6 separate regions of the Mus musculus genome follow, and regions 2, 3, 4, 5 and 6 are each linked to region 1. Evidence: chromatin loops called from intact Hi-C (ENCODE). Cell type or tissue: left cerebral cortex. All regions are shown on one strand.

Evidence for each region. Hi-C counts contacts between places; a loop is a spot of excess contacts. Peaks named below come from ENCODE experiments on the same cell type or tissue, not always from the same donor. Only the 100,000 strongest peaks of a DNase experiment are listed, where the experiment ranks them.
Region 2: it touches region 1 in a loop (4-fold over the local background); 9 of 42 quality-filtered maps call a loop at or near these places.
Region 3: it touches region 1 in a loop (3-fold over the local background); 23 of 42 quality-filtered maps call a loop at or near these places.
Region 4: it touches region 1 in a loop (2.9-fold over the local background); 8 of 42 quality-filtered maps call a loop at or near these places.
Region 5: it touches region 1 in a loop (4-fold over the local background); 15 of 42 quality-filtered maps call a loop at or near these places.
Region 6: a loop joins it to region 1, with 9 times the contacts of the local background. A loop is called at or near these places in 23 of 42 quality-filtered maps.

Annotation. Positions count from the first base shown.
Region 1 is chr19:29,681,615-29,686,614 of GRCm38, forward strand. Gm36126 (a long non-coding RNA gene) reads right to left here and starts at 2,624. Exons shown (of 3, transcript XR_386644.2): 1 at 2,371-2,624; 2 at 2,099-2,154; 3 at 563-1,591. In left cerebral cortex, a CTCF peak has its summit at 2,689 (motif pointing right); a DNase peak (open chromatin) is centred at 2,689; H3K4me3 peaks cover 301 bases.
Region 2 is chr19:30,202,830-30,207,829 of GRCm38, forward strand. No RefSeq gene overlaps it. Among named protein-coding and RNA genes, the nearest start is that of Mbl2, 28 kb to the right of the region's middle. In left cerebral cortex, a CTCF peak has its summit at 2,779 (motif pointing left); DNase peaks (open chromatin) are centred at 1,140 and 2,762.
Region 3 is chr19:29,810,307-29,815,306 of GRCm38, forward strand. Ranbp6 (RAN binding protein 6) reads right to left here and starts at 2,668. Exons shown (of 1, transcript NM_177721.4): 1 at 1-2,668. The coding sequence starts at 2,644. In left cerebral cortex, no CTCF peak of the experiment used is centred here; a DNase peak (open chromatin) is centred at 2,702; H3K4me3 peaks cover 1,782 bases; H3K27ac peaks cover 870 bases.
Region 4 is chr19:30,126,077-30,131,076 of GRCm38, forward strand. All of the region lies in intron 15 of Gldc (glycine decarboxylase), which reads right to left. Among named protein-coding and RNA genes, the nearest start is that of Gldc, 47 kb to the right of the region's middle. In left cerebral cortex, a CTCF peak has its summit at 2,246 (motif pointing left); a DNase peak (open chromatin) is centred at 2,246.
Region 5 is chr19:29,975,987-29,980,986 of GRCm38, forward strand. No RefSeq gene overlaps it. Among named protein-coding and RNA genes, the nearest start is that of Gm26046, 7.6 kb to the right of the region's middle. In left cerebral cortex, a CTCF peak has its summit at 3,069 (motif pointing left); DNase peaks (open chromatin) are centred at 3,065 and 3,701.
Region 6 is chr19:29,818,681-29,823,680 of GRCm38, forward strand. No RefSeq gene overlaps it. Among named protein-coding and RNA genes, the nearest start is that of Ranbp6, 8.2 kb to the left of the region's middle. In left cerebral cortex, a CTCF peak has its summit at 2,499 (motif pointing left); a DNase peak (open chromatin) is centred at 2,490.

The sequences.
Region 1 (5,000 bases):
CACAGTCACACTCACACTCACACACACACACACACACACACACACAAACACTCACACACACACTCACTCACACACACACACACTCACACTCACTCACACACACACTCACTCACACACACACACACACACTCACTCACACACACACACACACTCACACACACACACACTCACACACACACACACACACACACACACACACACACACGCACTAAAATAGTAGATCCCAGATGGTGTTCTCAAACATTCTATAAGTTATCCTTCCCCACCTCTTTCACTCCCCCCTCCCCTCCCTACTTGTCTTAGGGTTTTACTGCCGTGAACAGATATCATGACCAAGACGACTCTTATAAGGACAACATTTAATTGGGGCTGGCTTACAGGATCAGAGGTTCAATCCATTATCATCAAGGCGGGAGCCTGGCAGTGTCCAGGCAGACATGGGGCTGGAGGAGCTGAGAGTTCAATCTCTTGTTCTGAAGGCTGCTAGAAGACTGGCCTCCAGGCAACAAGGATGAGGGTCTTAAAGCCCAAGCCCACAGTGGCACACCTCCTCCAAGGCCATACCTCCTAATAGTGATACTCCCTGGGCCAAGCATATACAAACCACCACACTACTTAAACCTAACCCCCATTATTCTTCTGTCCCTTTCATACTGCCTGTTCAACTCTTCCCCACCCCACCCCCACCTCCAAGCTTCCTGGTTCCTGGTTTCGACAGGTATCCAGATTGAACACACAACCTTAAAGTCTGTACCACATTCACATTGAGATCCATACACGAGAGAGAACATGGAGTGGGGTCTTGTTTCTACTGTTTACTACTTTGTTTTTTCTTTTTGTAAACTTCTTTTAAAATGCATTATTATCATGGGGGTGGGACACCACGGCCATATCTGGAGGTCAGGCAACAACTTGCAGAGAATCAAACGCAGATCTTTAGCAGTCTAAAGATGTACTTTACTTGCTGGCTCCTTGTTCTTTAGTGTTTTGAGACAGGTCCTTCCTCTGCAGCCAAGGCTGGTCCTTAAACTCACTGCATATCCCAGGCTGACCTCAAACTCACAGGAATCCATCCTCCTGCCTTCTAGCCTGTGTTGGGATTGCAGATGAGAGACACCAGGCCTACTTTCTTTAGCCTCTCAACGGGTGGCTGGGAGCTTCAAAGATGGGCTTAGGCCACTTTATGAGGTCAGGCAGCAGCCAGGGACTGAGGATGTTTTCCCCTTGACCACTGGTACCTCATGTAGCCACTCTGGGGAGTTTAGGCAAGGCTCCCCTATTGCTATGTCGAAGCTGTGGGGTCCAGGGACTCATTAGGCTCCCTCCATTGGTTGGAAGGGACATCAGAATAGAGTAAGTAACAGGATAAATAATTTGCTCAGTGATGTTGAGACTTCAAATAAGGTGGCTGAAAGGTTGTCATCTAAAGAAAAACCTACCCTGGGGGATTGGCATAGTAGTCGCCACGAGCGAGCATTCCAGCGGTGCAGGCATCCTGAGTATTTGTATCTGGATAAGGTGGTAGAAAATGAGGTCTCAGGATTCCTGCCAGTCACACCTCTATCTGGTAACAGGCTGAGGGAAACAGTTACTAAAAACAAAACAAAAGGGGCTGGTGAGATGGCTCGGTGGGTAAGAGCACTGACTGCTCTTCTGAAGGTCCTGTAGTTAAATCCCAGCAACCCCATGGTGGCTCACAACCACCCATAGTGAGAGTCTGAAGTCAGCTGCAGTGTACTTATGTATAATAATAAATAAATCTTTAAAAACAAAACAAAAACGGAATTCAAAATTTTTTATAAGAAACTGCTCTAATATTTCCCTAATATCAAACAGTCTGCCAAGGCATAACTCCAAACCTTAAATGTAAAACACACAGAATACTTTACCTTAATTCCAGACAAGTCCATTTTCTCTCGGCCCCTTGGATCCTTCCCCACCTAATACCTGCACTGCTCTCTAGCCAAGTACCTGGGGCTACAATCTGCAAATACGGAAGCTGATGAACAGCCCAGTCCTTCTGCACAGTGACTGTTCGTCGTGGCCACGGGATTTCATGTGTCCCTGTGCTCGTCTGGGGAGTAGAGCTGTGTCTCACCTCCGAGAAAGCTGTCCTGCATGAGTTAGGCTGAAGCCAGGTCGACAGCACCCTTCCTGTTGATGGAGATGGATGGTCACTTGAGTGTGTCAGGGAGGAAAAACTGGTTCTGTCTTCCAGGCTATGAGGGCTTCCCGTAGGTACTTCCTAGATCGCTTGCATCGCTCAGGTACCTACTTTGCATGGCCCCAATATCCCTAGAACCTCCCAGTCTAGGCAGTGACTTTTGATTAGGCCAATACTTAGCACGGACCCTGAGCAACCGGGCTTACCTGGCTTCTTCCTCTAAGAGTTTGTGGGTTACAGGAAGTTCACACCAGCCTTCCTCCATCTTCCGGGAAGCTGCTAGGCTCTGAGCCAGCAGTTCCGTGATTTTTCTTTTTCTTTCTTTCTCCCCATTTTAGAGATGAGAACACTGAAGCTCAGAAGGGGAAATCAATTAGCGAGATGGTGTGAGTAATAAACGGTGAAAACTGGAGTTCAGGGCCATTCGCGTTGAAAAAGGAGTGTTTCCACTTGCTGCAGTCCCCAGGGACAGGAGGTTGTAAAAATCATAAACCGGGCTTAGAGGAGTTAGGAAGTGTCCACTAGGTGGCGGCAGAGAACCAGTCAGTGGCCTGGAAGATGCCAGGGTGCTGCTGGTTCTAACCTGGGACAAAGGCAGAGTTGGCAATCCAGAGCAGGGGCTAAGGGAACAGCTCTGCTTCTCTATGTATGCTCTGTGTGAGCACTCACCAGCGCTACCTTATTAAGTCTCACCATCGACCTGTGCAGCGAATGCCTTTAGCCCCATGGTCTTCAGACAAGTGAACTGAAGAAGTTTAAATGGCATGCAGCTCCTGCTATTCATTCAGGCCCATTGTGGGTGGATGTTGCCTGTGCCCTGGACAGCCCTCTGCAGGACCCTACCTGCCCTTGGGGGTTAGTGGGGAGTTAGCACAGGGTCAGCAACGCAGACTCTGGGAGCAGGTGAGAAAAGCTGCAGCAAGCTCATCTGAGCAGTGCGGCAAGTTCCTTTAATATCCTCCACCTGCATCCCCATTGGTCCCAAGAAAGCATCTCTTCTAAACAGCAGTTCCTGGTTGGCTGGCATTATTTGCACTAGCAATCCTTGTTCTCGCAGGCAGTCCTCAATTAGGTCCTCCTGCAGGAGATGCTTCTGCGTCTGCGTAGCTCCCAGTATTTACATAGAGGCAGTCCTGAAGTTCCTGCTACAGGTGGGGCCATTCCTATGTTCTGTAAGAAAGCACGCTGAGCTGGGCGTGGTTGCGCATGCCTTTGATTCCAGCACTTGAGAGGCAGAGGCCGGCGGATTTCCGAGTTCAAGGCCAGCCTGGGCTACACAAAGAAACCCTGTCTTGAAAAACCAAAAAAAGAAAAAAGAAAGAAAGAAAGAGAGAGAGAGCAAGCAAGCAGACTGAACAAAACTATCTAGAACACCCCTCCATAGCCTCCTGTACCTCCTGCCTCCAGGTTCCTGCCCTGTTTGAGTTCCTGACCTGATTTCCTTTGCTGATGAACAGCAGTGTGGAAGTGTAAGCTGAATAAACCCTTTCCTCCTCAAGTTGCTTTATGGTCATGGTGTGTCATTGCAGCAATGGAAACCCTAACTAAGAAACTCATAAGATTTTAAAAAATAAATTAGGGGTTTGTTTTTGTTTTCATTTTTAATATAACATTATAGGCAGTGATGATTGTTAAGGTCCTGTTTCCCAATTGGTTCTTGATCTGTCAGTAAAGAAAGTCATGGGCTAATTGCTGGGCGGTAGGTACAGGTGGGACCTCCAGGTCTCTGGAGGAAAGGGGATTCGAGGAAGGAAAGGAGGGGTTCACCATGCTTTGGAGAGAGGAGAACCAGACAACCATGGTCTCCGGAGGAGCAGTGGGCTGTGGCTACTCCTACTGAAGAATAAAAAATTACTGAACTCTTCCTCACCCCAGAGCCCGACCCCTCCCATCTAGAGAATGTTCCCAGAACACTCCTGAACTCTTCACCCCAGAATGCATTCCTGAACTCCTCACCCTAGAGTTCGAACCCTCCCAACTAAAGACTGTTCCAAGAACATTTTTGAGATAAGGGCCTCCTGGAACAACCTCAAAATGAACCGGGTACATTGCCAAATAATAGGACATGACCCCTTAGTTACGTAAAATTCCCTTGGCAGAACCCCTTGTCCCTTGGCAGAACCCCTTAGTTATGCAAACTTGTACTTTCCCTGCCCCGCTCTCCCCGCTTGAGTTTTTCCTATATAAGCCTGTGAAAAAATTTGGCTCGTCGTCGATTCTCCTCTACACCATACTAGGTGCATGAGTTTCGACCCCAGAGCTCTGGTCTATGTGCTTTCTTGCTGTTGCGTTATTAAATCTTGCCTTCAACATTTTGAGTTCGGTCTCAGTGTCTTCTTGGGTCCGCGGCTGTCCCGAGGCTTGAGTGAGGATCTCCCTTCGGGGGGGGGTCTTTCATTTGGGGGCTCGTCCGGGATCAGCGCGACCACTCAGAGACCCTAGACCCACTTTAAGGTAAGATTCTTTGACCTGTCTTGGTCTGGTGTCTGTGTTCTGTTTCTAAGTTTGGTGCGATCACAGTTTCGGTTTTGCGGACGCTCAGTGAGACCGCGCTCCGAGAGGGAACGCGGGGTGGATAAGGATAGACTTGTCCAGGTGTCCACCGTCCGTTCGCCCTGGGAGACGTCCCAGGAGGAACAGGGGAGGACCAGGGACGCCTGGTGGACCCCTTTGGAGGCCAAGAGACCATCTGGGGTTGCGAGATCGTGGGTTCGAGTCCCACCTCGTGCCTTGTTGCGAGACCGTGGGTTCGAGTCCCACCTCGTGTTTTGTTACGGGATCGTGGGTTCGAGTCCCACCTCGTGCAGAGGGTCTCAATCGGCCGGCCTTAGAAAGG
Region 2 (5,000 bases), 520 kb after region 1:
AGGCGTGGTGGCACAGGCCTTTAATCCCAGCACTTGGGAGGCAGAGGCAGGTGGATTTCTGAGTTCGAGGCCAGCCTGGTCTACAGAGTGAGTTCCAGGACAGCCAGGTCTACACAGAGAAACCCTGTCTCGAAAAAAACAAAAACAAAAACAAAAACAAAAACAAAACAAAACAAACAACAACAACAAAGAAAACAACAACAAAAAAGCCGAGCGTGGTGGCACACGCCTTTAATCACAGCGCTCGGAAGGCAGAGGCAGGCAGATTTCTGAGTTCGAGGCCAGAAAGGTCTACAGAGTGAGTTCCAGGATAGCTAGGGCTGCACAGAGAAACCCTGTCTCGAAAAACCAAAACCAAAATGAAAAGAAAAAAAAAAGAAAAAGAAAAGAAACTCCTCTCTGCAACAGATGGAGAACATTATAGAGAGCTCTAATCAACCTAAATGCCATTGTGGGGCCCGGTCCATAGTGAGGCATCTACAACATAGTTCCTGCCCCTAGGGATCAGGAATCATTGTGGAAGAGGAGGTGGAAAGAGTATAAGAGCCAGAGAAACAGGGAGTTTGCTAGGAGATTGTGTCTTCTAGAAATGCCAGAGATGAGATTTCGCCACCAGGGCTACCTAAACATGACCTGAACAAAGAGGGCGCCAACAGACCTGGTAATGTGGGAGGGGGAAAGCCCATGATACCTCAACCTTAGACAAAGAACTACAGGCAGCTGAGCAATGCTTAGAATGGGAGAAATAGTCTTCCCCAAGGAAGAACACACCAGCTGGTTATCCAATACTAACGGTCAGCCCACACCATAGATACAAGTAGCATTATATGGACTGAGCAGGTTGTATTTATATATTTAGAAATGTATCTTGTATGTTTATGTACGTATGTATATATGGGACAACAAAGAAAGAAAAAGGGGCCATAGATTTGAAAAATACCAGTGTCAGGGGTTATGTAGGAGGGGATGGAGGGAGGAAAGAGAATCTCAAAATACACAAATATTTAAAAATGACTGCTAGCCTGGCATGGTGGTCTCTAACTGTAACCCAGCATTTGGGAGGGTATGGCACTAAGACAGGAGAATCATGAGTTAACAAGAGCCACAGTCAGCTCTGGCTACATAGCAACACACTGTCTAAAAATGGGACAGGCTCTATTTATATGTATTTCCACCAGACTTGATACTTGCTTTCTAGCCCCACACTCTCAGGACTTCGTGTGTTTTGTTAAACTGTGCCTAGATGCTTTTTCATCTGGCCTATCACAACTCTACTATCCTCTAATGCACACATAATATTGGCTTTCTGGAAAATACATCTGGTTAATCTTGGGGGAGAAAAGAGGAGGTCTCACTACATTTCCCAGGTTGGTGTGGAACTCAGGATCTTCCTGCTTTCCTGCCCTTCACTTTCAAAACAGCTGGAATTAGCCAGGCAGTGGTGGCACACGCCTTTAATCCCAGCTCTCGGGAGGCAGAGGCAGGCGGATTTCTGAGTTCGAGGCCAGCCTGGTCTACAAAGTGAGTTCCAGGACAGCCAGGGATGTACAGAGAAACCCTGTCTCAAACAAACAAACAAACAAACAAACAAACAAAAAAACAAAACAAAAACAGCTGGAATTAAGTTGAGGAACTTATACCACATTGCCCACCCCCCACATATGCATGTATGAATGTATGTATATATGTATGTATGTATATGTGTATATGTGTCTCCTCCCCTACCCTCTTCTCCCCTCTCCTCCCCTCCCCTCAACCCCTCCCCTCCTCTCCTCTTTTCTTTTGAGACAGGGTCTCACTATGTTGCTCTGGCTGCCTTGGAACTCACTATGTAGATCAGGCTGGTCTGGAACTCACAGAGATCCACATATGTGTGTGTGTGTGTGTGTGTGTGTGTGTGTGTGTGTGTGTGCATGTGGAAGCTGGTACTCTCCTTCCACCATGGTGGTTCTATGAACCAAACTCAGGGCCTCAGCAGATGGTTTTACAACAAAAGCTTTTAAAGCACGCACAGATCAGCCACCCTCTGTCTCGAGCTGGTTTTGGGTTTTGAGAGAGTGGCTCACACTTAATGCCTCGCTCTCGGTGTACTTAAGAAATAGTTGTTGAGGGGCTGGATGGCTCAGCAGTTAGAGCACTTGTTGCTCTTGCACAGGGCCTGGGTTTGGTTCCCAGCACCCACATGCTTGCTAACAACCATTTACAACTCTAGTTCCAAGAGGTCCAACACCCACTGCTGGCTACTGCAGGCACTGCTGGTATTGTGTATCACATACACACATTCAGGCAAAGGACTCGAATATATACAACAATATCAATAAATACAAAAGAAAATTTAAAAAGGAAATTGCTGTTGAAAACATGAACGAGAATAAAGAGAAACGAGATTAAGGATCCATGATCCATTCACTACAGTGAAGCTACAATTACCTCTTGTTTATTTTGCCTCAGTAGAAGATATGCTTATGTGTCTGTATATATGTGAGTATGCATTTACATAAGGACACTTCTAGGTGGGTCCTATTGGGACTGCAAAGCCCTTATTTGCTCTTTGAAAAAGAAGTGCTCAGAACATTGAGTGCTGGACACAAACGTCTCCCCTCATCTCTCTCGTCATGTAGTAATTGCAATTTCAAGTCATTTTCCCTAACTGTGTTTCCAGCTGAGGCATTCCAGATGACCTGAGGGTCTCGAGTTTGTGTGGCCTTATGGGACGACCTGAGCAGGGAGTTTGGGCAGATTCAGCTCATCCTGCCGGAATGCTGCCATCTAGTGTTCGTTTTCACAAACCGCACATGTACCGTTTTGATTTTGGATACCAGATTTACGATTTCAGGACATTGACGTGAGATGGGAACCTGAGCTTACAGCACTGCACAGACCAATCCCTCTCATCAAAATCTTTTGTGTGCTGCAGCTCAGGGGTATAGAGTGCTTGCTTGGCATGCATGAGGCCCAAGATCCAAAACTCTGTTCCTATCCTTCCTCCCCCAATAAAAAATTAATCTGAGGACTGAGGAATTTGTTCAGTGGTAGACCACTCACCAAACATGTGCAAGGACCTGGGATCATTCCAGCACTGGACACCCCCCCCCCAAATACAATAGTCCTTTAGATTGCAATATAGTCTGTTGTCTTGAGATATGTCCCTTTGACTTCTTCAGTTGAAGCCATATCCCATTTTTGCCAGTCACCTACTGCACGGTGGTGGATACTAGACATGTATTTCTGTGCTAGTGTAATCAGTGGACAAGTCACATGAGCACAGGGTGGGTGTTGATCATTTTCCATGCAGAGTGTTTGATCCTCACACTAATCATTCATGGCAGAATAAGTGTTGGCACGGAAGCTGTGGGATTGGAGTCCTGGAGGTCAGCGTCCCACCTCATGCTGTTAGAGGGTGCTTTTCATATGTCATATCAGGGAAGGGAAGGGAGAATCGCATCCAGTCTGCAGGGTGGTGCTGTGCACAGATTGTAATGCATTAGTGATGGACTCCAGTGGGTAATGCCTTCGTGCCACGTTAAAGGAAAGCAATAAAAAAACCACTTCCCCTTGGAGTGGTTTACACAGGAGTGCAGATTTGTATTTTCTAGTTCATGCTCCCTGCCATCCATCTTCTGTCCATCGCTTGTGGGAGTCCGAATCTGGGCCTGCCTGAAGAGTTTGTGAATCTGTGTGTCCCTGTGTCTATGTCTGTGTGTGTGATGTCTGTTGTATGAGCTGTGTGTGTGTGTCTATGGTTCTCTCTTTCTCTACTCTGTCTGTGATATATGCCTTTTTTTTTTTTTTTTTTTTGGTTTTTCGAGACAGGGTTTCTCTGTATAACCCTGGCTGTCCTGGAACTCACTCTGTAGACCAGGCTGGCCTCGAACTCAGAAATCCGCCTGCCTCTGCCTCTCGATTGCTGGGATTAAAGGCGTGCGCCACCACCGCCTGGCTGATATATGTCTTTTAACAAAGGGCTTTGCTCTGTATTGAACAGCAGAGAGGGCATCACATGAGGGAAGGCATGTGGTAGTTCATAGAAATCTTTAACAGAGTTTTACAGAGATTAAGTCGCTGGCTCCAACTGTCCCAACTGACCCAGATAACAAATATCATTGTTTATCCACCAATGCCCCTAGATGGATGGTAGATTTTAGGAAATTTGCTTTCAGTTGATATATTTGCTGCTTTCAGGGAGTTGATACACATGCATTGTTCTGGGTCAGGAGCAAGCAGGAGTACATGACTTAAGATAGCAGCTACACTTTAACTTAGGTTGTAAAAACTGATTATGTGGGAAACTCAAGGCAAGTAAGATTGTTGATACATTGTTCTCTTAAAGGCAGGCTAAACAGTCAGGCTGAGTACACAGTAGGCTAGCAGTCTTAAGTGACTTCAAGGTAAATTATTAACTTTGGCTGTGAGGTCCAGCAAAAGTTCTGGTCTCATAGGATGTAAAAGCTATTGTCAGAATATTGCACTGCCAGTGACAGCCCAGAGTGTTTCTTCAACCTGAAGGTTTCCAGAACCGGGAATGTTCTAGAAAGCCAAACACTGGACTATGGGAGACTCGGCAGCCGTTGTGTAGCTGTGAAGCCAGGGAGAGGGCCTGAGTCTTTTCTATGATGCTCCTGTTTGCCCGCCTTCCCCAACCACCCACACTCAGATTTGCCCTCTGTCACTTTGCTTGTTCACTCAGGCCCATCACCATGTGGGCAGCTCAGCTTTCTGTCAACTTGACACAAGTTAGAGTCATCTGGGAAGAGAGACCCTCAACGGAGAAAATGCCCTCATAAGATTGTTCTGTAGGCAAATGTGTGGGGGCACTTTCTTAATTAATGATTGATATAGGTGGGCCCAGTGGCCCACTGCCCTCAGCAAGTGGTCCTAGGTTGTATAAGAAAGCCTTTTTAGCAAGACATGGGGAGAAAGCCATTAAGCAATGTTTCCCCCCATGATCTGTTTCAGGTTCTGCCTTCAGGTTCAGGCCTCTAGTCCCTGCCCACTTCCTG
Region 3 (5,000 bases), 130 kb after region 1:
AACAAATTAGATTTACAATTAGTGGGAGTAGCTGCTCAAACCATGGCAAAATTTTTTCCTTGTAAGTACTAAATAATGAGTGCAAAATATCTGATACTTTGGTCAGAATATAAACATCACATTCATCCTCATCTTGAAGAGACATTTCAACCTGTTGGTCATAATTTTCTTCTTGCCTTTTTACTTGCCGTAACTCTTGGTTTTTAAAGTGCCCTTCAAGTTTTGCCTTCAAAATTCCTCCCAGTTCTTCCAAGTGTTCATCGTTGAGGCAACCATCTCCCATGACCTCAATGGACTTGGCAAAAGAATTCATTATTTCTGAGAGTACATCTGTATCAGGTTCAGTTCCAATTGCCTTGATTAAGGGATCACATATAAACTGCCACATCTGTGAAAGATACTCTGAGCCACGAATTCTTGCACATTCCAAGAGAAAGGGCATGGCTTCCGCAGCTGCCACTCGAACATTGTCATGAAAATAAAATTTCAGCAGAGGAACCATCATCTTCACAACTTGTTCCGTGTATTCCACAAATCCTTCTCTTAACTCCTTCGCATAGTAAACCAACATCTGGCAAGCAGTTGCTTTTGCTTCAAGTCCTGAAGTTTTGATGCCAAAGCTTTGCTGGTCTCCGAGGTTTACAAACTGCCAGCCATCGTCGTCACTCATGTTCTCCACATCCTGTGTGTCTAAGAGAGCGACATCAGGCTTAGCTGAAGCAGTCTTGATAAGTGGCTCAATAACCAGTGGGAGATATTGCTCAAAGTCTTTGCCAAGGATTTTACACATTCTAGCCCAGGCTGAAACCATGTAAGAAGTCTGAGGGTCATCATCTTCCATGTTATTTAAGTCTGATTGTGTTTTCAACAGTAACTGCATCACATTTGATGCATCTTGCATAAATTTTTCCTTCCCAACGGCAAGTCCAACATGGCTAATGCATTCAATAGTTTTTCCTCGAAGAAGCTTGAGTTCCTTTTGAACAGCGAGCTCAACAACGTGTTTGAGTGAGGGCATAAATATATCATAATATGGAATAAAGCTTTCTTCTATTGCATCTGCAACGGAAGCAATGGTTGTCACAAGTTGTTCTAAGGCCAACTTAGTTCCATTCCGAATCAGCTCTTGAAGTTTAATTACCAAGATGGAATGGAGACTTTTTACCATATTTTCCAAATATAGAATTAGCAATGACTTGGGGCAGTCTTCAATAAAAATAACAAGAGCAGAAGCTGCGTGAGATTGCACACGTTGATTACCTTGGTTTTCCATGGTTCGCAACAAAGCTGTAATCACTATCTCATGGAATTTCTTTTGGAAACTAGGTGCAAAATCTGTAGCCATCTGTCCAAGTGTAGTACAGGCAGCAGCCCTTACCCTTGGATGAGGATCCTGAAGAAAAAGTAAAACCGAGTTAACTGTTTCATCTAGAATTGGTTCCATTTGCTGATGGCAACCTTCTCCAATGGCTGATAAGGCCATTAATCCGGCGTGTCGACATTTCCAGTCAGGGCTCTGAAGCATCTGCATGATATGCTCCTTGGTCATTGGCAAAACAACTTTCCCACCAAGTCCACAAGCCAGTCTGTCTAGGGCACTCTCAGCAGCAACCGCATTGCTGTCAAAGTCATCTTCTTCCATTTCATCAGCATTTACCCAGTCATCATCATCTTGAAGATCAACCATCATTGCTAATATATGAGGCACAGCCTGTGCAATAATATTCGTATGCTTTTTCAACATTGGAGTTGCAGTTTCAGATAAGGTGACTATTACTTCCAGAGCCAGCTGGCGTTGCAGGTTACTAAGCCTAGAGTCTCCACACAACTTCAGGCTCAACTGCAGAGTATCTTCTAGATAGGGACCCAAGTACTTAGGTACAGTATCTGCAATCTCAACAAGGGATTCTAGCACAGAATCATCATCCTGGTAGCAGGAATCATTCACAGCCTGTAAGATCCCAGGAAGCAAATCCGCAAAGTCTTTGAAAAGAGCAATATTGTTTTCATTAGCAAGGACGAACGTAGCTGCAGCTCTAGCAGATAATGTCCTGATTGCTGGATGCTCCTGATCTTGAATACACTGGTCCAACAACCTCTTGATGATATCCAAATCGTGACGATCCTGGTTCCCAAAAATCCCAGGAAAGTGCCAGAAAACGTGAAGTGCAACTTCCCACAGAACCACATTTTTAGAGTGAATCGAATCAATGAGGAATTTCAGACCTTCTGGCCAATGGTTAGTGCCACTCTCATCTATCAAATTCCTGGCCAGCACCGCAAAAATATCACAAAGCTTTTTCCTCATGCTAGCATGTGTTTCTAACTTAACGGCCAGTATCAGTTCAATCTTGACATCCCTCTGCACTTCAGGAGGTAGATTTGGATAGACCTCCTCAAACCCTGAGGACAAAAGCCGTCGTAGCAGTGCGGCAGCCATTTGTCTCACCTCATAACCTGCTCTTCTATTTCGGACGGCGTCTAAGAGAAATGTAGTCTTACACAGACCTGGGATATTCTCATAGACCTCCTCGGCTTGCCTCCGCACCATGCAGCTTGGATTGATCAGGTTCTTCAGAAGCTGGTAAAACTCCTGCTTTTCCGACACGGTCGCCGGCAACCCTGCAGACCCGGCCGCCGCCATCGCGTCCTGTCAAAGCTACCGCGACCGGGAAGGAGGGAGGGAGTCTGCGGCTGGGAGCGGTGACGTCAGTGAGGCGACGCCGGGGATGGGCGGGGCGCTGCTCCCACTCTCCGCTGCGGCGGGGTGAAGCTGGCAGGCGGGGGTCTGGGTTTTACAGGGTGGACGGAGCTGAGTGCGTTTTAGGGGTATCGTCCTGTTCTCCGACCGATGTGCTCCTGTAGAGGCTGGAAGGAGATGGGGAGAAATTCGCTCCGCAAGTCTACATACTGTATGATGCCGTTATTGTTTGTAAAAGACCTCGAATAAGCACCTCTAGACGAACTTTAATTAGCACCTGCTATGGAGTGAGGGAGGAGGGAAGAATGGAGTATAACTGCTGTCCGGGGATTTCTTTTTGAGGGTTGGTAAAAATGTTCTGCAGTTGATAGTGATGATGGTTCCCCCAATGTCATGCCGTTCTACTAAGAACTACCGAATTATACAATTTAAATTGTTAACTGGGTATAGTGAGTAAAACCATAATAAAACTACTTGCAAAATAAACTCAATCAAAGGTTAATGATTTCCTCCCCGTTGCCACACCCAAAGAAGTAGAACCCGAGATGTTCAAACTCGGGCGTACATCCCAATCTCTTGTCCTGTGGATTCTAACAGAGTGGGAAAGACAAATGAGTAAGGTGGGAGGTGATCTGGAGTAATGATAATGAAGCTTCTTGAATCCTGGTCTTCTATATACATTACTTTTGTATTTTTGTTACTCAAGATTTTCCTTATGTGTTTCTAAACTGTAATATGACAGTTCAGTTATTAGAATCCTAATTACCCATGAATAGGAAGCTGCAAAGATTACCCTAAGAACAAATTCCCCAAGGCTATGTATTTTTAATGTAGGCAGATGAGTTATTTAAAACCATAATTATAAGGTGTAACAGTCTGAGATCAGATCTTCCTCTCTGCCAGCCATTGTCACACTCATTTCAGCCCTAGGTAATTCTGTAAGGCTGATAAAGGCAGACAAAGCACTACTTTAAACCAAGAAATGAAGAGCCAGAGAGGCTGAGGCTCACAGCAGATGAGTCTAAATTCTACCTAGTCTTAAGGCAGTGGCACCTTTTGTCACCACAGAACATCCCCTATAGCCGCTGTTGCTTTTGCAACGTCATCAGAGACCTTCATTTATTGTGTTCTGTCTTAAACTTTGCCAAGAAATCTGAATTTCAGTCTTGTGAAATTCTGCTGCATATACACACAAAATGGAGAAAGTCTAGTTTCACATTAACAAGTTGACTGACCAAATAGGTGGTCTCATAAATTAATTTGTAATATGAAACTAGTCTCTGAACAGTGTTTCTCATTTGGTGAACCATTTCAAGGCCATTTAGGGTGTTTATTTTAAAATACAGATGTTAGGACCAGCTTCCAAATTACTGTACTAGATTTCTGAGAACTGTAACCCAAACATGCATAATTAATAAGCACAGAGAGATTTTATATAAATACCTAAACTTTATAATTATGGATCAAATCAATTCTTGTTTTGATTCTAAAATCTTACCTACAGTGCTTCATCTTGTACCAGACTCACTGCTCTTCTTACTGCTCCTAGAAAAAGTTTGGCTGCAAAGCCTCTGCATCTGCAGTTTTAGGAAATGTTAACGAATGCTGGAGAAATGCTTTCCCTACAGCTGCATCCGTTAGCATACTAAGGGCTTATTAAAACCACAGCAAGATCCAGTGACAATCCTCTGTAGTGTTTGGAACGTAAATGACTGACAGTGCCAAGGCCTGTGCAAATGTGGAACACCGGGAAGCTTGGCTATATTATATGGGAGTATATATAAATTAGTACAGCTTGCAACAATAGTTGAAATGCTGTTAAGATTGTTCAGTCATCGAGCCACCAGCCAGGAGCATACATGGGCTGGTCCAAGGCCCCTGGCATGTATGTAGCAGAGGTTTGCCTGGTCTGGACTCAGTGGCAGAATATGCACTAAATCCTCGAGAGACTTGGGGCCCCAGAAAAGGGGGAGGTTTGCAGGGGCCAGGGAGAAGCACCCTCTCAGAGGTAAGGGGGAGGAAGAATGAGATGAGGAACTGTGAGGGGGGGACCAAGTGGGGGACAATGACTGGAATGTAAATAGAATAATTTTTAAAGAGATTGTTCAGTTGTACATTTATTCCACCAGAAAATATTCACTGGAGCTTTATCAATCATAGTGCTGGACACAAAAAATATATCTATATCTATATCTATCTATCTATATACATATACATATACACATACATATGCATATGTATATATATATATATGTATATATACATATATATATGTGTATATATATATATATACATATAT
Region 4 (5,000 bases), 440 kb after region 1:
TTGTCCACAAATTTAAAAAAAAAAAAAAAAAAAAAGAGGATATAATAAACACTGACTGGTGAATGAGTGACCTTCCTCCAGCAAAACTCTTATTGCAGGTGCTAGAAGAGTTCAGCCGTCAAGGGCATTTCAGCTCTTTTCAGAGGATGGTTAAGATCCCAGAACCCGTGCTGAGCATCTCAGAACTGCCTGAAACACCAGTCATGAGAACCTGATGCCTTCTTCTGACTTCCTTGGGTGGGCGCGCACACGGACGGACACACACACACACACACACACACACACACACACACACACCAATTTTAAGAACCTTATTGTATTTTACCTTACGTGTTCATGTGATCCAAGATCAGCCCGTGCATCTACTGTACATTAAAAGTTACTGCAATGTTCATGCTATGTGCCTGCCTTATCTCAACAAGCTAGACTCGGGGTTCTGTGCATTCCCCACCAGGGACCTAAGGAACTGTAGCTTTATGAAGTGGCTGGGAAAGAAATGCTTAGGAGATTTGCTGGGAATTGAATTCTATCCTTCACCCCTGACAATTCACACACAAGCCTTTCTTCCCCCTTGTAGTAAGGGACTTTAAAAAATGTGTAGTGACACTCCTATTCCTGAAGATAACTGTCTTAGTTAGGGTTTCCACTGCTGTGAAGAGACGCCATGAGCCAGGCAACTTTTATAAAGGACAACATTTAATTTGGGATGGCTTACAGGTTTAGAGGTTGAGCCCATTATCATCATGGCAAAAAGCATGGCAGCATGCAGGCAGATGTGCTGCGAGGAGCTAAGAGTTCTACATCTTGATCTAAAGGTAACCAGGAAATGACTATCTCCCAAGCAGCTAGGAGGAGGGTCTCAAAGCCTGCCCCCAGTGATAGACTTCTTCCAACAGGCCACACTTCCTAATAGTGCCACTCCCTGGGCCAAGCATATTCAAACCACCACAATAATCAACAGCTGTCTAATTGGACTTCAGCCTGCCCAACAGAAGCAAATCAAGCCAGATACTGGAAACCTAGCCAACCACACACGAATAGTAAGATCAAGGATCTTGGAGAACCCATTATAAATCACGTTACCAAAACCCAAGCAAAATTCCTAACTGCATTCTTACAACCCAGATACGCGTAGCCTTCATCTCTTAACAAAGAAACTCCTCTTTGTGCAGATGGAGGCCATTGAAGACAACCATAACTTGTCAAAATGCAGAGAATAAATGATCTCGGGGTGCCTGGCCCTAGTGAAGACATCTACAATACAATTCCTAACCTAACATTTGGGAACAATGAAGAAGACATAGGCAGAAACAAAACTCCTGTGAGACCGTGTCTCCGAAAAATAACGGGGAAGCCACATCCGTGACACTTCAACCATATGGCTATCTAAACATGAGATGAACAAGGGCGACACCAATAGCCATGCTAACAGGGTAGAGGGGAATTTCATGAGGCTCCACCCCTTGGCAAAGAACGGGTAAGTAGCCTTCGCTAGGGATGAACCCCCTTGTTAGTTATCCAACAAAGTGGCAGCCTTAAAGTCTTACTCAAGTAACACCAATGGACTCATCGGATCGTGTGTGTGTGTGTGTGTGTGTGTGTGTGTGTGTGTGTGTAACAATGAAAGAAAAAACAGGCCATGAATTGGAAGAGAGAGCAAGAGGGTGTGAAAGGAGTTGGAGGGAGGTAAGGTGGGAAGATGGTGTAGATATTTTATATTTGCCCCTAACTTGTTCTCATACCAGCCACTCACCTTGCCTTATGGCAGGTATGGATGGACATTGAAAGACACTGGGAATGGTGGGAGGGGCCAGGGGTTAAAGCAGGGCTTGCTGCCAATCATGACGACTTGAGTTTGATCCCTGGGGCTCACATGAAGGAAGGAAAGAGTGACTCCCATGACTTGTCTCACACAAATCACATGGCACATGTATCCACACACATACACTCTCTCACACACAAATGAACAAATAAATTGGTTTTTATTGTTGTTGCTGTTGTCGTTTTGTGTGTGTGTGTGTGTGTGTGTGTGTGTGTGTGTTTAAGAAGGTGCTTTTTGGACAGAAGCGCCAGCAATCCAACAGGAGACCAGTACAGGAAAGGTGGGAAATGCTGCCTAGTTTCTGCCTTAGATCTCTTAATATCAACTGTTCTTTTTCTAAACACTAAAAATGTTTGGATGCCCTGTAAAGCTTACTTTGGAGAGATCATTAAATAAGGTTATTGGTGCCACCTGTTGGTGGAAAAGGATTATGAAAAAAATGCTTATCTGTATAAACCAGCTGGGGACCGGCAGAAAAGTATTGCTGTGGAGGGGACATGTGCAGGGCTGCATGGTGGCCTGCAAGGAGATGCCGAGGGACAGTGGGCCGCAGACCCACTGGGTGAGCAGTGGAGTGAACTGCCTCACCATCACTCAGAGGAAGGAGCGCTTGGCTGTGCATTTCACTGTTCACCTCAGAATATGGGGAAACTACTGGATGATTTCATCTAAAACTAGTACTTATTCTTCAAAGAATCCCCAAGAAATTCAGTGCTATCAGATGGAACCAGAATAACTGGTCAAGAACCAAAAAGTTGGCAAGAGGCTGTAGTTGAAGTGACCCCAGTTTTCTATGGCCAACTCCAGCCTCCCCATCTGGGTGCACAAGCAAAGCTAGACAATATGAATTGAGAAAAAAAAAAAAAAACTAAATAAAAAACAACATTGCACACCGAGATGGGGAGATAAACAGCCAAAGTTTCCTTTGTAGAGCAAACATTTATGGGCAAAGCTCAATGTGTGTGTGTCTGTTTGTTTGTTTGTTTATGGGAACCCTCCTTCCAGGAATCATAGGTGAAAAGACTGAATTTAGAAGTGCCTGCCTCAGCTGGGCGTGGTGGCGCACGCCTGTAATCCCAGCACTTGGGAGGCAGAGGCAGGCAGATTTCTGAGTTCGAGGCCAGCCTGGTCTACAAAGTGAGTTCCAGGACAGCCAGGGCTATACAGAGAAACCCTGTCTCGAAAAACCAAAACAAAACAAGTGCCTGCCTCAAATTAGGCTTAGTTTTATCTAGGTTTGTGTATTTAATCTTCCCTTGTGCCTAAAGAAGAACATAATGTCTAATTTCACAGACACCAGAGAAGTGTGGTAAATGAGGAATATTTGGAGATAGGTTTCACTGTAGCCAATTATTTCTTATGAGAAATATTTCCACATATTTTGCACATGTGCGTGCACGCACGCGCACACGCACACACACACAAAGCAACACAGAAGTCAGGAGTGGAGCTGTCATCAGGAGTTTCAGCTGTCCCCAGCTCTCTCTCCCCCTGAGGACATATTGCCCAGACTGAGACTGGTTCTAAACTCCTGATCTCCCTACCTCTGTCTCCCGGTGCTGGGATCCTGGGAGTGCAACACCATGGCCAACTTTGGATTTTGTCTTTGTACAAAAGGGTTGAGGGGTAACTGCTGTGGTAAACTGCACACTTAGAATACTTGAGACCCTCAGTCAAACCCCAAAATGACAATAAGGCAGGCACGGTACCCCACAGCTTTAACCCCAGAACTTGGAAGGCAGAGGTACATAAATCTTTGTGAGATTGAGGCCAACCTGGTCTACATATTGAGTCTCTAGGCCAGCCAGTACTACATAGTGACTAATTGTCTCAATTAATTAATTATTAATTAATTAACCAATCAGAGAGTTAAAAATAGTCCCTAAAGGAAAGATCATATTATGGACTCTAACAACTAAACAGCTGAAGGTAGTTTGGTGGCTCAGGCCTTATAATCTCAGCACCAGGGAGATTGAGTTGGGAGAATTGCTATGAATTTGAGGCCAGCATAAGCTACAGAGTAAGATCTTGTCTTGATTTAAAAACAAAGACAAAGAAACAGCAGCAGATTGTAAGGACTCGGTCTCACCTCCCATCTTGCTCCAGAGCCCAGGTTGCTACCACTTCCTCAAAGCCTGCTCAACAGGCACTATCACTCACTGAGCCATCTCCCCTGCCCACTTGAACTCTCATTTGTCAAAAGCAACTGTCTTGGTTAGGGTTACTATGACTGTGATGAAAACATGACTGAAAACAAACTGGGGAGAAGAGAGTTTGTTGGGTTTACAATTCTACATCACTGTTAATTCAGGATAAGACCTCAAAAAAGGCAGGAATCGGGAGACCATGGGGGGCTGCTGCTTACGGGCTCTCTCACCCATGGCTTGCTCAGCCTACTTTCGTATAGAACCCAGGACCACCAGAGGTGATACTAACTCAAGTCTGACTTCACTACCCTAACCCCCATCAAATCACTAATTAAGAAAATGCCCTATTCTTGCCTTCAGCCCAATCTCCTGGAGGCCTTTCTTCTGTTGATGTCTGTGCCTGAGTCAAGTTGACATAAAACTAGCCAGCCCAGCAATTTCCTCAACTTTAGAAGCCAAACGGTGACAGTAATTTCACCTTGTCTTTTACTTTATGTGTTCCTGGAAGATACACTTCTTGTTTCTGGCTGCCTTAAACATTGTATCATAATTCTGAACCAAAAGCTTCTAGATTGTATTTGGTGTGTGCTATGGAGTGAGTTTAAGAACTGCAGAGAGAATTTTGGAAACAAATTGAAGCAAGCCACACTGAGCTTAATGGGAAAGGCAAGGGCAATTAAATATTAGGCTCTTTTCTTGGCCAGACTATCAATGTCTTTGGGGTTGATGATTTATGCAAATAAGTGGAAAAAACAAAAATTAAACAAACAAACAAAAATGGGAAAAACCCCACTACATAGTCTTGTCGGGCCTGGAATTAACCATGTAAGGCCATGCTGGCATCAAATTCACAGAGATCCATCTACGTCTGCCTGCTAAATACTATGATTATAGATGTATGTCACCATGCCCAGCAGGGATAAACTATTTGATGTTTTGTATTTAAGATCTAAATATCCCAGGGAAACAGAGAAACCAGTGATGAGTTTCTTAATATTAAGGAAGGTTTACATGTCAAAATTTATAGTTAT
Region 5 (5,000 bases), 290 kb after region 1:
GAGAGAGAGAGAGAGAGAGAGAGATCACTACCTAGTGGTACAACTAAGAAAAATATCATGCAAAACAGAATTTATTTTAAGATTTATTTATTTTATGTATACAAGGAAACTGTCGCTGTCTTCAGGAACACCAGAAGAGGGCATCAGATCCTATTATAGATGGCTGTGAGCCACCATGTGGTTGTTGGGAATTGAACTCAGGACCTCTGGAAGAATAGGCAGCGCTCTTAACTACTGAGCCATCTCTCCAGCCAAAATATTTCTCTTTATATTCTTTAAATAAGATTTTTAACTGAAAAAAAAATTTCAGCCAATATATTCTGGCCAGACTCTCCCCCTCCCCCCAGATCCTATCCACCCAACCCTGTGTCTTCATGTCTTTAAAAAACAACAAACAAAAATAATAAGAAATTCACATACTTCTCACAAAATGAAAACCAAAATCTATAAGTAAAAGACCAATAAGCGAAAGAATGCCCAAATAAACCAACATGAGATAAAAAGTCTACAAAAATAGCTTTGAGTTTGTTTTGTGTTGACCATCTAGGGCTGGGTGTAGGGCTTATTCTGAAATGCGGTTAACAGACCCAGTGAGATTCCATTGGAGAAAATTAATTTTTCCTTTGGAAGTAGGCATCAATTGCAGGTAGCTTCTCTGTTAGGATATAGGAGTCCACTTCCCACTTCCCCACTGTCAGTGCTGGGACCATGGGCTTGGACCTATGCAGACCCTGTGTGCGCTACCAGTCTCTGAGAGACCACATACTATACATCAGTCCTGTAGTGCCTGGAGGATACTGTTTCTATGCCATCCATCCTCTCTGACTCTTAAAATCTTTCCACCTTCTCATCTGCAGGGTTCTCTGAGCCTCAGGTGAGGCTTTGATGACAACATCCCATTTTGGACTGAATGCTCCATAATCTCTCACTGTCTGCATTAGCCAGCTGTGAGTCTCTGTGTTAGTTCCCACCTACCACAAGAAGGTTCTCTGGTAATGGCTGAGTGAGACATTGGTCTATGGGTATAACAGAATAGCATTAGCAGTCGTCTTGTTGCTATGTTCCTTTAGCAGAAACAATAGTATTTGGTTCTCTCCTAGGACCATAGCCTACCCAGTCTCAAGCTCTTGGCCCTTTATGCAGTGTCATGCATGGGCTCCACCAGGTGGAGTGGGTCTCAAACCCAATCAGAAAGTAGTTGGTTACTCCCACTGTGCCATCAGTGTCATATTTTGCAGGCAGGCCACCACTGTAATCTCAGGGTTTAAAGCTGGGTTGATGGCTACCTCTCTCCTCTAACTGTGGACAGAGTACCTTACAGTACTGTGAACCAGTAGGGCAAAGCCTCTTCTTAGGCACCAGCACGACGTCTCTGTTCTCTGTGTTCAGTGAGGTCTGGAAGTGTTGTCTGCAGCAAGGGCATCACCATCAGTTTGCAGAGAGTGGCTGATAGCCTTGGCAATCATCTGAGGTGTCTGGGGTTTCCCTGGTGCCCTTTGTCACATGACTCATCTAGATGTAACACATTCAAGATGTTTAGTGGAGCACTGTCTCGGCCACTGTTTGTTGACTCCCTTTAGATTTCTCTCATATATGTTTATATTTTAGGAAGTTTCTACTGTTGTAGGCTACCATCTGGCCCCCAGATAACCCTCAGTCTTGCTTGTCGCTCCCCATATTCCCTCCTTTATGCCCCACATCTTTAGTTACTGTTGCTGTGAAGAGACACCATAACCAAAGCAACTCTTATTTTTAAAAAAGCATTTACCTGGAGGCTTGCTTACAGTTTTTGAGGGCTAGTCCAAGATCATCATGGCAAGAAACAGACAGGCATGGCTGATCTGCAGGCAGCAGGATGAGAGATAGAGACTGGGCCTGGCATGGGTTTTTGAAATCTCAAAGCCCACTACCCAGTCACACACCTCCTCCAACAAGGCCACACCTCCTCCAACAAGGCCACACCTCCCAATCCTTCCCACACAGTTCCACTAACTGTAGACCAAGCATTCAAACCTAAGAGTCTATGGCGGTCATTCTCATCCAAACCACCAAACCTCCTTTTCCCCTCCCCTTCCCCATTTAATCCTCACACTCCAGCTCCTATCCTGTCTTTTCACAACTTTTTCCTTCCTTGAAAGATCCTCTTCTCCCCCACCCCCACCAGTTCCTTAGTAAATATCTAACTTCTGTGCTACTGTACACCCTAGCATGCATATCAAAGGCTGCCAAGCCTACATCCACATATAAGAGAAAACCTGCAGCATGTGTCTCTTTAGGTCTCAGTTCACCTCACTCAGGATGATTCTTTTTCCACAACTCCATCTGGCCACCTGCAAATTTCGTAATTTTTTTTTAAACAGCTGAGTAATATTCCGTTTTGTAAATGGACCACATGTTCATTATCCATCACTCATCCCAACCTCCGTATGTCATCAGTTGACGGGCATCTAGGTTGTTTCCTGTTTCTGGCTAAACTAGCAAAAACACATGGATGGACAAGCATCTCTGTAGCAGGATGTAGAGTCCTTTGGGTATATGCCCGAGTAGATCTATTCCCAGCTTTCCAAGGGCCTGCCACGCTGATCACCACAGGGCTGTACAAGTTTGTGCTCCCACCACCAAGTGTTCCCCCTTCCTCACACCTCTCCAGCATGAGCTGTCGTTTGTGTTATTGATCTTAGCCATTCTGACAGGTTGGAGATGGAATCTCAGAGTTCTTTGCATTTGCATTTCCCTGACTACGGATTTGAACATTGCTTTAAGTGTCTCTCTGCTATGCATGTTTCATCTTTTGAGAACTCTCTGATTAATTCCGTATCCCATTTTTCAAATTGTGTATTTTACAAATCTGATTACTTCTTTTGAAAATGACCAAGTTACGATAATTGTATTTAGCCATCTATTTAGATCTACTCCACTAAAAGCAACTACCACATAATAGTTTCTCCAGGGTGGGAATAACTGGAATACCAGTTTGGATAGTTACAGGCCAGGGGTGCAGATACAGATTATAAATACGGATTTATCTCAGATAAACTGGAGTGACTCAGTATGAGAAGAGTTTACACTGCCACCCAGTGGAGTGTTTAGGGAAAAGACATGTGCCCTTCAATATATTTTAACTAAGCAATCTAGTCAATAGAAATAGATCCCTCTATTCAACCAAGACAAAACAAAACAAAACTGGCCAGGATCTATAAAACACTTTGCTATATAGTGGATCATAGTGGATATACCATTGAATTAAAAGTCTAATGTCTGAGTGCTAGCTTTGAGGTGCCCTGTTCCTAGCCACATGATTTTGAGATGAGTCCTTCCTGTTCCTGCTCTTAGCTTGTGAACATTTGTGAAGTGAAACAGCTACATCACGTTAGTGTTTCTGAAGCAACAGGCTTAGCACACTAATCCTAGTGCCATGGGTTGTTTTTAGACTTTGAAATATCTGATTATAACAACAAAATCGGTATATTACAAGTTCTGATGAAACCTTTGCTTCGGTAAAATGTATGTATGAGTGTGCATGTGTGCTTCTTGGGACCCCATGTAAATGTGCTCATTTCCATAGGATCTATAGAAATAAGGGAGTAAACAAATGCTCTCAGGCTACAGTTCTACAATCCCAGGATTGTGTGAAATGTGAGTGATGCCAATTTGCATTTGCCAGATTTACAGAGAGACGGCTGGCAGACCGTTTGCTGATGGGTGGATGCTATCTTTTACTTTTCTCTTCTAAAACGAAAAAGGCTGCAGTTGAACAGATGGTAATATTTGCCTGTTTTCTTTTACTTGTCCAGAGGTGATTGCCCATCTGGAAATTCAATGTTTCTCAAAACAGTGTGTAGGGCTGTAGGGGGAGGTGCTGATACTGAAGTCTGGCTCCCTAATTGGTTCTTGATTTGGTCAATAAAGGAGGCCAGGAGCCAGTTGCTGGCAGAAGGGACAGGAGGGACTTCCGGGTCCCTGGAGGAAAAAGAGACACAGGGAAAGAGAAGGGCTTTACAGCTAGGCCTTGGACGGAGAAGAATGAAACAGTCATGTAGTAACTCCAGGAAGTTAGAACCAGCGGCCGCTGCAGGTAGCCAAGGAAGTCAGCAGAGGCAAGCTGGTACAGGCGAGCTGAAAAGTTTAAGGCAGGAGATTCTGTGCCTAGCAATTTGTGCTAGCTGACAATTTCTAAAATAATAAAGTTATCTGAGTGTTTTTCATCCTTGGAGCAAAGGTGTGGAGAGAGAGATAAAGAGAGAGAAGGAGGGGGGGAGGGAGGGAGAGAGAGAGAGAGAGAGAGAGAGGGAGAGAGAGAGAGAGAGGAAGAGAGAGAGAGAGAGAGAATGGGATGGTTATGGCAGCTTGGTGAAGTGAAGCTGAGAGGAGCCAGAGAGCGTGGGCAACAGTTTCAGGCCTGTAATCCCAGGCAAAATTATAAACCGAGAGGAACAAAAGAGATGCCGAGAGTGATCCAGTGATGGGAGTGGGCCTTGTGTCACCCTATCTCAGAGCTAAGCAAGGAGGAGCCAGAGCGCCTGCCACCGTTCTGGGCAAAGGCAGGGACGTGTTTTTATTATTACCCAAAACACAGGGCCAACTCAATCAGACGCACCTGGAATGCCCCTTAAAGTGCATTCTTCAACCTCCCCCACTGCTAGGACTAACAAATCGGAACACAGCCCCTCAAGCTGCGGGGTCCTCAAGCATCCTAGGTGTTTTTTACAGATCCTAAAGTTCGAGTAGTATTTTTCATGTTCAGAATGTTGTTGCCCAGGCTGGCCTTAGACTCACTAGGTAGCCAAGGATGACCTTGAATCTGATCTTCCTGCCTCCACCTTCCGAGACCATGGATTGGAAGCATGATCTACCTTACCTAGCACAATACAATTTTGAGCGAAAGTGAAGTTGATCCACACCTACCAACATTCTACTGTCCTTTCCTGCTAACTCCTAACGCCTTCCCGAAAGAGAGAGTCAGTCTTTGCTCATTCCCATCTCAGAAGGAAAGACTTAGA
Region 6 (5,000 bases), 140 kb after region 1:
AATGCTACACAAACTTAGTTCAGAAACAATGATAGCTAAATCTCTGGGTGCAACAACTAAAATCCTAATCTTGTAAGCCTTATTAAATCTGAATTCCCCCGTGGTGAATCCTGATTGATCCACTGTTGAAACCAGGAGACACTAGTAATTACATCTTGTCCTCATGCTATCCCCGTCCAAAAGAGACCTAACTCTTTCCTGCTTCCTCTCTTCCTCTGTCCAATCTGGAAGTCCCACCTACTTGCCCAGTGATTGGCTCCTTTATTCATTAGAAGATTGGTTCACAAGAACAGCACCAGGCCCATCTACAACAAATATGAATATAGAAAAATCGTACAACATTAATTAATGTGGGACTGTTTCCTCCACTTTTTCTATTCTCCATTCCCAAGGTCATTTGTGCATTTTTCCCCTTGGGGTCTATTTGTAAGGAAAGGAGCAGTTGGCTGACGGGAGTTCTCTCTGCGCTATAGAAGCTTCAGTTCATCAAGGAGATTGTGTTGAGGTGGGTGGGGAAGAAGGAACAGGGAGGATGTTGGGTAGCCTTTCAGGGAAAGAATTAAGATAGAGAGAGCAGATATTTCTATCAGGTTTGTGGAGATGAAGGAACTGGATCCTCTCATGTTCGTGGTCTAAAGGTGAGGCTGCTTGCTAATTGCATAGCTCCTAGCCCTGGAAAATCCCAGCATGTGCACAACAAGGTGGTATGACAGCTTCCAACTTCCAAGATGTCACTTGAGTTTGAGTAATGAGGGTGTCAGGGGTGGCTCCTGTGACCAAAGCCCAGAGGGAGTTCTCTGCTTACTTTTTTTTTCTTGATAAGTCCCATGGGATGAGACTTTAATACAAAACAAAACAACACAACAAACGTAGTCGAACCAGAGGTGTCTGGAATTATAGACATAAGCCTGAGGTGAGCTACTATCAGGGCACAGGCAGTGGAACCTCAAAGGGACCTTTGATATCCATAGCCATGGCTGGAGTCATAGCCAAGGCTTAGAGGAAATGAAGTAAGGGCTCAGGTGTTTGGTACAGGAAGCCAGGCTTAATGATGGCTAAGGAATAGGAGGCTCAGAGAGCTTTACATTTTTATTTTCATTCTGGTTTTAACAAGTAATACTTTTTTGGAGAAAAATTAGCTTAATTTGGTTAAATGTGAATGTAATCTTTCTGATATAGCCTTTGTGGTCTACAGTTTATTTTTACAATAGCAATGCAATGTTCAATATAAGCACTTTTTTTTTTTCGAGATAGGATTTTTCTGTGTAGCCCTGGCTGTCCTGGAACTCACTCTGTAGACCAGGCTGGCCTCGAACTCAGAAATCCACCTGCCTCTGCCTCCCAAATGCTGGGATTAAAGGAGTGCACCACCACGCCCGGCTATAAGCATATTTAGGAGAACGAGATTTCTTCTAATAATACACTAATACACATAAACAGTCACATACATATACATATGTACTCATGTCTAAAATATAAGGTTAAAAAAATTGTGGGGCTGAGTGTAGAGCTTCATGCCTTTAATCCTAGTATTTGAGAGACAGATAGAGGAGGGAATCTCAGTGAGTTTAAGGCCAGACTGGTCTATACAGCAAGTTCCAGGTCAGCCAGAGTTGCTTAGTGAGAACTTATCTTAAAACAAAACCAAAGAAACTCATCCAAATAAACTTAGGGTGTGCCTACCCTTGTATGTTGGTGTCTGACTCTAACACCCCACCCCCAACACACCATCACCAAAGCTGATCTGGAACCTTTCCCTGCTTATCCAAAGAGTTGCTTTGCATTTGACAGGCAGCTCCATCCTTTATTCTGCACCGGATCGTTGTGGACCATTGCTCCATTACATCATAACTCCTCACACTGAAAAGTCCTGGATTCCAGAAACATCATCACCATCATCACCATCACCATCACCATCATCATCATCATCAACAACAACAACAACAACAAAAACCAAACTGAACAAACAAAAAGCCAACTCAGACCAGATGCCTTTGCCACATCACCCTCTTGGCTCTCAATTAATTTACACAGGTTCTTAAATAGGTTATGTTATGTTGGAATAATGAACTATAATATCTAATCCCCACATATCTCAGGCTTAGTATGAGATTTATTTCAAAAGCATGTCACATGGTCACTATGGTTCAGTAGTGCGACACTGCTCATTGTAATTAAGGCCTCAGGCTGATGAGTATTTTAAATTACTGGTGGTCCTTAAAGAACTCCAGAAGATCTGTAAAGTAAATGCCTCTTTATTTTAGATGAGGAATAATAAAACTTCACTAGGTCATTCTAGTATCTAGATGAGAGGAAATAAGAATTTAGGAAAAATGTACAACTTTGTTTTTTCCTCTAGCTTTCTCTTCTTTGCCTGAGGTCACCTTCAGACCTTTACCTTGAGGGTTATTTATGTAGAAGGGACTCAAGGCTTCTTGAGTCAGAGAGGGTTGGCTGTCTTGCCCCTATTTGATCAGTATCACAGTGCCCTCTAGTGGGATTAAGGCTCCTCCTAGGTGCTTTAATAAGACACCTCAGTAGCTGAACTTCTTTAGAGCTGTCTTGCTGGGCCCAAATAGATAATTTTTATTGTATAGAGACTTCCTTTATGTCTTCAATAGCCTTTTACACACACACACACACACACACACACACACACACACACACACAACATAAAAATATTTGCACCGTTGAGGACAAAAGGACAATTGAATTCCCGAAGACTTTTGGAATAATGATTCTTTTAAAAAAAAAACATTTTTTAATAGATGCTTTCTTCATTTACATTTCAAATGCTATCCCCTTTTCTAGTTTCCTCTCCGAAAATCCTCTATCCCCTCCCCTCCCCCGGTCCCCAACCCACCCACTCCCACTTCCTGGCCCTGGCATTCCCCTATACTGGGGCATAGAATCTTTGCAAGACCAAGGCCTCTCCTCCCATTGATGGCTGACTAGGCCATCCTCTGCTACATTTGCAACTAGAGACATGAGCTCTGGGGGGTACTGCTTAGTTCATATTGTTGTTCATCCGGAATAATGATTTTTAATCACAAGACTAAGCGAGAAGAGTTGCTATAGATAGGAACCACAATTGCATCTTCCAAGTCTGCTATAGCTTGACTGGAGCCACGGACACCTAGATGCAACAGAATTCCCATACAATCTGTTTTCTTTGTGATCCTCTCTATATCCATTTAAAACTAATCTGAGAGGGACTCCAGAAATCCAGTGTGCTGGAGAATTATTTGGCACATGTCATGGTCAGTAATCAGAGAGGGATTGCCAATGACCAGTTTTGGCATCTATGTGGTGGGTAAACTGAGGCAGGCAGCCATTTGGAGGACAGTGCTTAGAGCCACTGACAAGGGTGGATCCAGATACCTACATACCTACTGGCCAGTGGCAGCCAGTGATTAGAGAAGTTACTCAGCTGACTTTCCTCTGAGGAAACAGAGTTTAATTTACTGGGGCTGGCATTTCCTGTGGCCCCTGGAAAAACCGTGAACTCTTTTAACTCCTTGGGACCAGGGAGAAAGAGAAGGAAAGAGAGAGTTTACACACACACACACACACACACACACACACACACACACACACACACACTGGATAAAGCAAAAGGCAGAATCCAATAACTTCATACACACACATGCATACATACATATAGAACTATAGACAGACATATACACATTCACACATAGAATGGTTTGAGCAAAGCTCCAGCAAGCAGAGTCCAAGCATTTCACACACACACACACACACACACACACACACACACACACACACAAAATTGGTGGATGGAGCAAGCTCCAACACACACCCAGACAAGGTTTACATATATTCATTCATACATACATACATACATACATACATACATACATACATACATATATACAAACACACACACATATGATGGGTAGATGGAACAATGTCCCAGCCCCCATACTTTATTCTTTCTTCCATAGCTTATATATCCCAGAAAAAAAAAATCTTTCAAGCAGTATAAAATTACAATGTGATCACATTTTAGGTTTTTTCTAGTAGTGAATGGTTATTAAAAAACGATGTGTTTCCCCAATACCTTTACAAGAAATAACATTACGTAGTGCAGGTAAAGAAAACAAATTAGTCTCCAAAACTCATGTACATTCCTAACTAAGCCACTTGTTATAGATTAACAAAGTGTAAGCAAGCAAGGTAGTTTTCTCAGCCAGCTTCTCTTACTGGCAGGCAGCAACTTTCGGTTACAAAGAAAGGAGTAATTATTTTATTATTTATCTTTAAAAGCAATCTTTTAGAACCCTAGAAGAATCACAACTCTAAATTTTTATATAAAAATCAGTCACATCTACCTTAAATCCTCAGAATGCATATCTGCTCATCAGCAGTTCTTCATAAATCATACTAGAAAGCTGAGGGCAAAAAATGGGTATAAGAAAGCAATCACCCATCACCAGTCCAGCCTCACTGGGAGTCAAGTGAGTCAGCCAGTGCTGCCATTGTTCTTGTTCCCTGACCGTAAAAGGTCCCTAGCTTATCTATTAAGAGTGTGTCTTTCTGAATTTCAGATTGTTCCCTAAGATTTTTTTTTTTTACATCAGAGCCAGCAGTAAAAACATTACAACCTAGCTTCACTAGCAACTTGATTTTTCCTAATTTTTTTTTAAAGGGTGGTGGTCACTGCTGACAATCTGCATCTCTAAGTTCTTCTCTAGGGTGGTGATTGAATCACTAATCTGCTCCAGCAGCAATGCCTGAAGGAGATCAAGCGTTAACACTGTGAGTGTCAGAGATACTGCCTAGTGAGGGACTTGAAGCCCCCTTAAAGTTTTCATACAGTTCTTAAATTAAGAGGGATGTGAGGGCAGCAAGCAGAACAGAACTCCATAACAGCACGAAGTCCTCAGGACATGTGTCCCTGGGGCCAAGCTACACCGACGCCCACCCACGTGGCTGTGCTAACCTGTGGACTGCAGTCCATGGGTTCTAAAACGATTTATTGT